Regions from separate parts of the Homo sapiens genome. Here region 2 is linked to region 1. Evidence: chromatin loops called from intact Hi-C (ENCODE). Cell type or tissue: PC-3. All regions are shown on one strand.

What was found. Peaks named below come from ENCODE experiments on the same cell type or tissue, not always from the same donor. Only the 100,000 strongest peaks of a DNase experiment are listed, where the experiment ranks them.
Region 2: it touches region 1 in a loop (22-fold over the local background); 1 of 110 quality-filtered maps calls a loop at or near these places.

What each region holds. Positions count from the first base shown.
Region 1 is chr11:121,593,350-121,598,349 of GRCh38, reverse strand. It overlaps SORL1 (sortilin related receptor 1), which reads right to left. Exons shown (of 48, transcript NM_003105.6): 32 at 2,578-2,727. Among named protein-coding and RNA genes, the nearest start is that of SORL1-AS1, 140 kb to the right of the region's middle. RefSeq lists an enhancer at 1,896-3,095. In PC-3, no CTCF peak of the experiment used is centred here; a DNase peak (open chromatin) is centred at 2,419; H3K27ac peaks cover 1,241 bases.
Region 2 is chr11:122,134,803-122,139,802 of GRCh38, reverse strand. The region is part of intron 4 of MIR100HG (mir-100-let-7a-2-mir-125b-1 cluster host gene); the gene reads left to right. Among named protein-coding and RNA genes, the nearest start is that of MIRLET7A2, 9.3 kb to the left of the region's middle. In PC-3, no CTCF peak of the experiment used is centred here; DNase peaks (open chromatin) are centred at 402, 472, 807 and 2,572; H3K4me3 peaks cover 379 bases; H3K27ac peaks cover 4,042 bases.

The sequences.
Region 1 (5,000 bases):
TTCCTTATTACCACAGCCAAAAAAACTCACTGGATGCTGTTAATAGTACCTCCAATATACAAAGAGGTCACTCTTCCTTTTTCATCTTCACAGTCCCATCAAATTAGCCTCCTAATGGGCACCTGGCTTCCAATCTCACCTCAGCCTTCTTCTATAACCCATTCCCCCCATGATGAAGTCCAAGTGATCTAAGATATAAACACCCCATCTCTGAAATCTTCAAGGGCTCCTTAGGACCAGAAAAATAAACTCCAAGCACAGGGGTCGCCCTATCTACCTCATGCCTACCTCTCTGCACTCACCTTTGTCCCACCCACAGCCACTCTACAGGTCTGTTTTCTTATGCCTCTGAGCCTTGGAATATACATGCTGTCCCTTGTGTCTAGAATGCCCATCATCTGCCACCTTGTCCCACCGTTGTCCAGGCACCATCAATGGGGCTGCCTCTCCTGGCCTGTCCCCACCTCTCCAGGAAGCTAGCCCACCTGCAAACTATGCCAGTTCCTTGGATAACTTCTGCTACTGCCTACACCACACTGTAGGATAGCTGCTGACTTGATGTCCCTCCCACTAGAATCTGTATTGCCAGTCACCGGGCGTGGTGGCTCAGGCCTGTAATCCCAGCACTTTGGGAGGCCAAGGTGGGCAGATCACTTGAGGTCAGGAGTTCGAGACCAGCCTGGCCAACATGGCAAAACCTGTCTGTACTGAAAACATAAAATTAGCCAGGCATGGTGCCGCATGCCTGTCGTCCCAGCTACTCGGGAGGCTGAGGCAAGAGAATCACTTGAGCTCGAAAGGCGGAAGCTGCAGTGAGCTGAGATCCCACCCGCCCCTGCACTCCAGCCTGGGCAACAGAGCGAGATGACATCTCAAAAGAAAAAAAAAAAAAACAAACAAACACACAAAGAATTTGTATTGCCAGAAACCTGATCAATGCCTGCCAGAAAAAAAACACAAAGAATTTGTATTGCCAGAAACCTGATCAATGCCTGCCACGCTGTGCATGATCAACAAAAATTTGTCCAACCAAACTGAAGATGTTACTGGATCCACACTCCTTCCTCTTAACCAAGCCTCTCCAGGGAGAGCCCAGTCGGGCACCCTGTGGAGAACAACGCTACAGACAGAGAAGGGACGGCCGACTCCCTCTTCCCTTTCCCCCTGAGCCTTACTGGGTGAACTATTTAGGACAGAGCAGTATTTGCCAATCTTGTCTGATGCTAAGAATCAGACAGGGCACCTCTGAAAAGGCTTGGGTTCCCGAGCATCTCCTCCACCATTGCTCTTGATTCAGTGGTCTGAGGTGAGATCACCAAATTCACATCTCTTATAAGCACTTCCACATGATCCTGCTAAGTCCCATAAATTTTGTAAATACTGAATTAGAGGAATTAAGAGATGACTAACCTCCACCTCAGATTCTATTCCATCTCTAAATGGTAAGACTTGGTAGGATTCCAAGTGAGGCTCAGTTTTTCATTGGTTGAGGAAGTCATTATTTTAAGATTAAAAAAAAAATGGGACCAGAACAGGGATCAAAGTGGAGGAACTGAGGCGTTTGCTGCTTAGGGTTAGGGCTTGGCGGCAGGGAGGCTCTCAGCAGAGAGTGAGAGGGGCGTCTTCTACATTCACCAGGACAGGAATCAGGCAAGCACGGACGAAGCCCTTATCCTGGCAAGGAAGGGAGTGTGACTGGCTAGGACGTCTGCTGTCTGCAGCCAGCAGGAGACTGGATGGAGGGGAGGCCCGCAAAGCAGGGATCCCCGAGCCAGAGCAGCACCCAACCGTCAGAGAGGCAGGCCGGTGGGGGGCTGCATAAGCACCGTCCAGCCATGCCCTCCCAAGTCTGCTACAGTAGGACAGACCAGCCAACGGCGGCATTAGCGTGCAGCCAGGGACTGAAAAGCGCTGACTGGTCACATGAGGATAAACGCTTGCAGAAGCCAGTGTCTCCCTCCATCACTCACTGCAAAGATCCTCCCTGGGTTCATCAGAGGACCAAACACCAGGACCCACCAACTCCAAACCCGTAGAGAATGCATGCATCACCTCACACTGGGCTCAGATGGCCCTGTGATTATTCCCCATGTGGCTCGGCACACTATCTCACCAACCATAATTACCCTAAGGACTGAGAATGAATTTTCTTAATGGGGTGCTAGAGGCAAACCCTCTAATAACACAGCTTCTACGCCCAGTAAGTGCTCACTAAATACTTCCAGAAGAATGAATGTACATACAGAAGAGTTGTGGCTTTCCCCAAGGGCGTTTTTAAAGAGTTAAACATGCTTATGAAACCTATTTAAAATATTTATCTTAGTCATTCAGAAAGTATTTTTATTGGACACGCTCCTGGTATTTAAAACGCAGTCAACTTATTAAAAAGAAGGTGACTAACGCAATGGTATGGGTGCACGTGGCAAAGCGCTTGTGGAGAATGCAGTAAGAGCATGGTTACGCAAGTACACAGACTCACACACAGGCGTGTGCTGATCCAGAAATGAAGCAGAAGCACCAGAACTGTGCTCTCTGCAGAAACGTGCCCAGGGGGTGAAGGGCTCTCTGACTACTCACGGCAATTGGCCTCGTCCCGGCCATCCTGGCAATCTTGGTGGCCGTCACAGCGCTTCCAGTTGGGAATACACGTCTTCGGTTGGTGGCATTCGAACTCAAATCGGTCACATCGCCCAAGTTGGGTGGGAGTGGAGGCAGCAGTGACGTTTGCTAAAATAAAAGATTTTTAAAATTTACTTTTTAATATTGAGGGAGCTGGCCAATAACAGCAACCAATCAATATGCTAGGAGATTACGGTGCTTTAGAAATTACAATGGGAACCTGAAGACAAATGCGAGTTCCGGATAGAGAGCAGAGTAGATACAGACATCTAATGTTGCTTCCCCACAGGATCCCACTAAAGCCACAGTCAAGAGATTGTTTTCAAAGACCTAAATCCACGAGGACATGGATAATGAGATTTGGGAGCTGGAAAGAAGACAGATAGCGGTATGTGACTAAAGAGGCCAGCGAAGGCTGCGTCCTACCCTAAGCCGTCACAGGAGAAAGCTCAGAACCAATCAGATCAACAACACACAGTCCTCCAAAAGTTCAGAAACTGGCATCTAACTGGAAGTGAAGAAGGAGTTAAAATAAGGGAACTGACTGAATGATGTTTAAGACGCAGCTACATTCCTTATATCCCCTCCTATCAGTCCCACGAGGCAACCAACCCATACGTCACCCCAATAGAAGAATGGAGGGTTGTTATTTGGAGAAAGTAAAAACAGAGAGTTGTTTAGATAGGCGTAGTTGACAGCAAGTATATCCTACTGATAAAAGGGGGATTAAACCTACATATGGAAGTCCCAGTCCTCTTCTCCGAGGATCCTAGCAATAAGGTAATTATTGTCTAGGCAGGAGATCTAATAATCTTCTCTGGGGAAAATGACCAGCTTCAGAGACTAACCCTGAAGTAACCAAGATTCAGAGTTCCCCCATGGTTCCCAGCCATGAACCTCGAAGTTGACAAGCCCACCCATGTGCTCAGAATTACTTACCAGCACTTTAGTCCCCAGCCTTAAATACAAGCAGCAACCAAGAACTATCTGAGAAAAGGCTTTGACATGAAAGGCAGAAAGCCAAACAGAGCCCTAACCCCCAAAAAGGCCATTTGGAGGAAATAGAGGCTTTGCAAGAAGAAAACTTCAAAAACAAATATCCTTAATACGTTCAGAAAGAAAGAATATATTATTTATCCAAGAAAAAAAGAAAACAGGATACCATAAAAAGGGACAGTGGTAAAAATGGAGAAGCTCTTAAAGTTAAAACCATGACAACAAAGATGAAAAACTCAGCAAAGAGTTGAAATATAAAGTTGAGTAAATCTCCTAGAAAATTGGGGGGGTGGGGGAAGGGAATTTTCAAAACTATAAAAGATTAAACAAAAAAATAAGGAAGAAGACCAGATCAGGAGACAATATATGAATGACAAGAGTTCCAGGAAATAAGAGAAAACAGAGAGGGAAATATCATTAATAAAAACTTCAAGAAAAATTCCTTGAACTAAAATATATAAACTTCCATATCAAAAAGCATGCAAGTGTCCGCTATGTTGGATGGAAAGGGTCTCAGAGCAAAGCACATCATTGTGAAATTTTAAAACACTGGTGCCAAAGGGAAGATTCTACAAGCTTCTAGAGGATTAAAAACAGGTTACATACAAAAAAAAAAAAATCAGAATCAAAATGGCTTTTGGATTTCCGAAAAGCTGCTTGAAGGCAGTGGAACAAAACCTTCAAAACTCTGAAGGAAAATTACTTACAATCTAGCACGCCAAACCCAGCCCAACTATCAATTAAGTCTGAAGACAGAATTAAAACACTTTAAGACAAGCAAGACCTCACACAGGCCTCCCACATACATTTTCTCAGGCATTTTCCAGAAAACGTGCTCTACTGAAACATGGGATTAAACTAAAAAGAGAAAAACTGGGACACAGAAAACAGGAGTTCCAACAGGAGATGGAGGTAAAGGAAATCCTGAAGATGATGATGGTGCAACGTCCTAAAAGGCAGTTGTGCCCCAGGTATACAGGGCAACCAATACAAACCAGAGCAGCAAAATTCAAGAGACAAACACCTGAGAGCTGTCATCACAGTGTCCTTGGCCACTGCGTCATCATATTCACCTGACAAGGCTACTGAAGGATGCACTCCACCCAAACAAGGGAGTAAACCAAGAAAAAGCAACACACAAGATCCAGGAAACAAGGAATCTAAACTGGGAGAAAGGCAAAGAGAATTCCAAGGAGGCAGTGAAAGTCCCTGGGTAACAGGCACACAGCAGGACTAGAGAACAATCTGTCCCGAAAGGAGAATCCACGTTGTTAGAAGGAGTATCTCCAAGAGAAAAACTGGACTTGATAAATCCCTGGACATGTTGACCTGTGGAAAGTTATCCTGAGTGGCGACTGAAAGGCAGAAAGCATTGGCAAATGGTA
Region 2 (5,000 bases), 540 kb before region 1:
TGACACATAAAAGTACAAATTATAGACCTCACTTGGCAGAATATTGGTTAAACTAGAGTTCACCATTTATGTTCTGTGGCTTAAGTTGGAAGCTTATGTTAACATTGACTGATCTTATCTAATGGGAAAGTGCCAAAATGTTCTGTTGCAAATAAAGCATTACTCTTAACCGATCTATCCAAATGTTTACTTCTGGATATAGCATATATTTATCCTGTAAGCTTGGGTGGCTCTAAATTCATCCAGCTCTGTTGGCCATTGCCTGCCTTGCCAGATCTTTTCTCTACCGTTTTCTATCTAGCTCTACGCTCTCAGAGGCGCACCTTCATGCATTGCCTCAACAGTCTCTTTTGCCCACCGGCTTCTGAGTGTGTTTGGCCCAAGTAAGTCAACAGGGAGAGATTAGAGAGAAAGTGAAGAGAGAGGTTAGGGTACTGAAGACAGAGGTTAGGGTACTAAATGCCCCTGACTCACTTCCTGTAGGCTACAGAGAGGACCTAGCTTTATTCCTTCCTGAGAGAGGCCATCTCTTGCAGTTTCAGCTCTCTCTCTGGCCTCTGATAACTACTCCCTCTTCTTGCTCTTTCAGGCCTTTGGGTGTAAGGACTTCCTGCTATTGTTAGTCCTGGGACACTTCACCATCTCTTCTTGGTCCCTCTTAACTCTGTCCAATCTTTACAAATTATCCTTTCATTAAACTTTCCTCAGTTTCCCCATGTACATGTGTGATTTTCTTGTCTAGACTCTGATTCACCATCTGAGGTCAATGTAAATGAGATAGCAGAAGTTAGTCACTCACTTTTCATCATGTGTGGGAGATGAGGGTCGGAGGAGTAGATATTTATCTTCCCTCTCATACTGTAAGCTCTGGAAGGGCAGAGACCATATCTAATACTGCCTTTATGATTTCTTGCAAAACCTGGCAAAGGGCTTAGCTCACAGTGCATGCTCAGTGCACATGGAGAGTCTCACTGAGTTCTGAAATCCTCAAATTTGTTATAGGCTTAAATAAATATAAGCTCTTGACTTAGGATGTAGACTTTAAGAAGTCAAGGGCCACACTATTTTTTTTAACAGCATTTCTAATGGAATATAATCTCTCATGATACAACTATCATACCGACTCTGGAAATTCTAACTGAATAAAAATAGAAAATTTCCTTCCTGGGTTAGGTTGATTTGTGTTTAGCTGATAAGAAATAATTCTGCTTTAAATGTTTAGATCCAGTTTTTCTAACTTTTAATTTAACGTTACCAGCTCATCCCCTACTATTCGTTAGTTTTTCCTATTTCTGTACGTGTGTGTGACTTTCACCTCTTCAGGAATATTGACAATTTTCTGAATATAATCTCAGTAGGGAAAACACGTAGGGTGATCAAAGCAGGATTTAAGAACTAGGGAATAAATGACACAGTGACCAGAATAGGTGTCTTTACTATTTATTTATTTATTTTGCGACGGAGTGTTCCTCTTGTAGCCCAGGCTGGAGTGCAATGGTGCAATCTCAGCTCACTGCAACCTCCACCTCCCGGGTTCAAGCAATTCTCCCGCCTCAGTCTCCCAAGTAGCTGGGATTACAGGCACCTGCCACCACGCCCAGCTAATTTTTGTATTTTTAGTAGAGATGGGTTTTTGCCGTGTTGGCCCAGCTGGTCTCGAACTCCTGACCTCAGGTGATCTGCTTGCCTTGGCCTCCCACAGTGCTGGGATTACAGGCGTGAGCCACCGTACCCGGCCTTTAGGATGTAGACTTTAAGAAGTCAAGGGCCACATTATGTTTTTTTAACAGCATTTCTAATGGAATATAATCTCTCATGATACAACTATCATACTGACTCTGGAAATTCTTAAGCAAATTCTTATTTCTTAAGGTTCATATTGCCGAGTCACTTTGACTTTTACCCTAATGCCAAACTTCTGTATACTTCAAGTTTCAATAATATTTCATATTTTATGTAATATAGAAAATAAAGATGGAAAATACTTTGGTTTGTAAAGCAGTAAATTGTAAATGTATCATTCATTTTCTACTCTGTACAGATTCCTGTTTTAATATCTAATTTCTCTGAAATTAGTGAAAGTAGGTTAAGAAAACCAGTGAGGTACAACTTGCCTTTTGACTTTCTTAACTGAAAGGAAACTGCCTGGCTAGTTCAAAGAGCAGATTCTTCACTGTTCACATTTTGCAAACAAGAGCATTTCTTTAACAAATGGAGGAGGGTGGACCATTGTCAATTCAGATAAGTTAAACTTTGCATCTCCCTGATAAGCTGAACTGTTTCATGATCATTTTACTAGTCCACTTGGGAAGTGACTGAAGCACTATTAGATAAGTTAAAATGAAAAAAAAAAAAGTATGGAAAATATTTTTACCAACTGTTTCTTCTTGGCTTCTTGGCAAAGATCAACAGTTATGTTCCCTATCTAGGGATTATCTCTTGTGGGCCAGACCGGATGATCTAATAGGTCTTTATAATCTCTAAATACTGTGACTTTTATCCCCAAGTGAACTACATAGTTTATTTACATAGAAACACACTCGCAGGCTTAAGGAAATGCAATCTGACTAATGCTAAAGAAAGTGAGCCAGGATGACTCAAATGACTTTTTTTTTTCTAAATAGGTTAAGTAAATTAAAATCATAGACATTCTCTCTCATTCCCCTCCAGCATATCAGTATGTAGATTTTAGATGTCAGAATTCTCCAGTAGTGAATTAGTTTTCCTGCCATCAGCGAATTACAAACGGCTTGTCCCTAAACCTTTGTCATACTTCAAGAAAGCTCTTAGACAGAGATTTGTTTTAATTTTTATTTTAATTCCACATTCTATCCCAGATACATGGAAAATTAAAAATGTTGGGAATGATAGAAAAATAAAAATTGCTAGAAAAATGCCAGCATGATAAGTAAAGCATAATCACCGTGCATTTCTACTTTATTAAGAATGTACTTTTGGTGTTGTTTGTTTGTTTTGAGACAGACTCTTGTTCTTTTGCCCAGTGCAGTGGCACGATCTTGGCTCACTGCAACCTCCGCCCCCAGGTTCAAGCAATTCTGTTGCCTCAGCTTCCTGAGTAGCTGGGACTACAGGCGCCCACCACCACGCCTAGTTAATTTTTTATATTTTTAGTAGAAATGGAGTTCCACCATTTTGGCCAGGCTGGTCTCGAACTCTTGACCTCAAGTGATCCGTCTGCCTTGGCCTCCCAAAGTGCTGGGATTACAGGCATGAGCCACTGTGCCCAGCCTAAGAACGTATTTTTGTGCCATGGGCTACATTTATCTAGACAAATGAAGCATTGGGAGGAATGTCAATATTTTAATAAAAAATTGCTTCCCCAGGACTGTTAGCAAAGACAACTCTTTTAAAAAATTTCGATAGTTTTGGGGGAACAGGTGGTTTTTGGTTACAAGGATAAGTTCTTTAGTGGTGATTTCTGAGATCCTGGTGCACCTGTCACCTGAGCAGTGTACACTGTACCCAATGTGTAGTCTATTATCTTTCACCCCCACTCCCACCCTCAAAGACAAGTTTTTTAAGAACTCTTTTTTACCCTCTATGTTGTACAAGCATTTTAGGTTTTCCCCATCAGGTAATACTTCAAATGGCCTATCTGGGACCAAAAATCAAAGCTGTTTTTATTGTGGCCATTGATTTAAATTTTTCTGTAATTGAATCTCCTTCATACCTGGCTTTGGGCCTCTTACAAGTAAATATAGGGACAGTCAAAAAGTCTTGCTTCCAGAGGGCTTAGGGCTTCTCAGCTGATTACTTGCCCAACACTTGCATACAGTGGTTAAAAGAATGTAGCTAAATTATACCTATTAAGAAGGTATAGATAATCCATATTGTCTGTAGATTGTGTTTCTAAGGTAATATAGGATAAACTTCAGGCCACTCTTTATTTTCAGAGGAGGTGTCTGGATGCTGGTCTGTTCTGATGAAAATGATGGTAGCAAGGAATTCTATCTGAGGCTTGGCCCAGCCATCGCGCTCTCTGCTTCCAGAATCCTGATTTATAATTTGGAAATCTCTTCTATTTGAGTACTGAGGAGAAAGCCTTCTAAATATAACGCATTACTTTCTGGCAGCCCATAGCTCATGGCACGATTGATTATGTTGCTTATCCTTAAGCTAAAGCATTTCTTAAAAGGTGATCATTTTTCTACTCTCTCTGTATAGTACAGCCAACCCTTGAACAACTCAGGAGTTCGGGGCACCAACCCGCACACAGTGGAAAATCCAAGTATAACATAACTACTAATAGCCCACTGTTGACTGGAAGCTTTACCAATAACATAAACAGTTGATTAACATATATTTTGTATGTTATCTGTATTATATACTAGATTCTCACAATAAGGTAAGCTACAGATGAGAAAATGTTTTTAAAAAATCATGAAGAAGAGACAATATATTTACTATTCATTAAGTGGAAGTGGGTCATCATAAAAGTCTTCGTTCTTGTCATCTTCACATTGAGTAGGCTGAGGAGGGAGAGGAAGAGGAGGGGTTGGTCTTGCTGTCTCAGGGGTGGCAGAGACAGAAGGAAATCTGCTTATAAGTGGACTCATGAAGTTCAAACCCATGTTGAAGAGTCACCTGTAAATGCTAAAAGCCCCAGTAAGTCACTCTCAACTTCTTCTGTATCAGATGATGACATCTCTCAGGGGCACTTCTGACAATAAATTCAATATGGACTGTAGTATATATTCCTTTTTTATTTTTATTTTTTGAGACCACATTTCATTCTGTTTCCCAGGCTGGAGTGCAGTGGTGTGGTCAGGGCTCACTGCAGCCTCCAACTCTCAGGCTCAGTGGATCCTCCCACCTCAGCCTCCCAGGTAGCTGGGACTACAGGTGTGCACCACCACTCCCCGCTAATTTTCTTCTTTTTTTTTTTTTGGAGAGATAGAGTCTCATTTTGTTGCCCAGGCTGATCTTGAATTCTTAGGCTCAAGCAGTCCTCTCACCTTTGCCTCCCAAAGTGCTTAGAT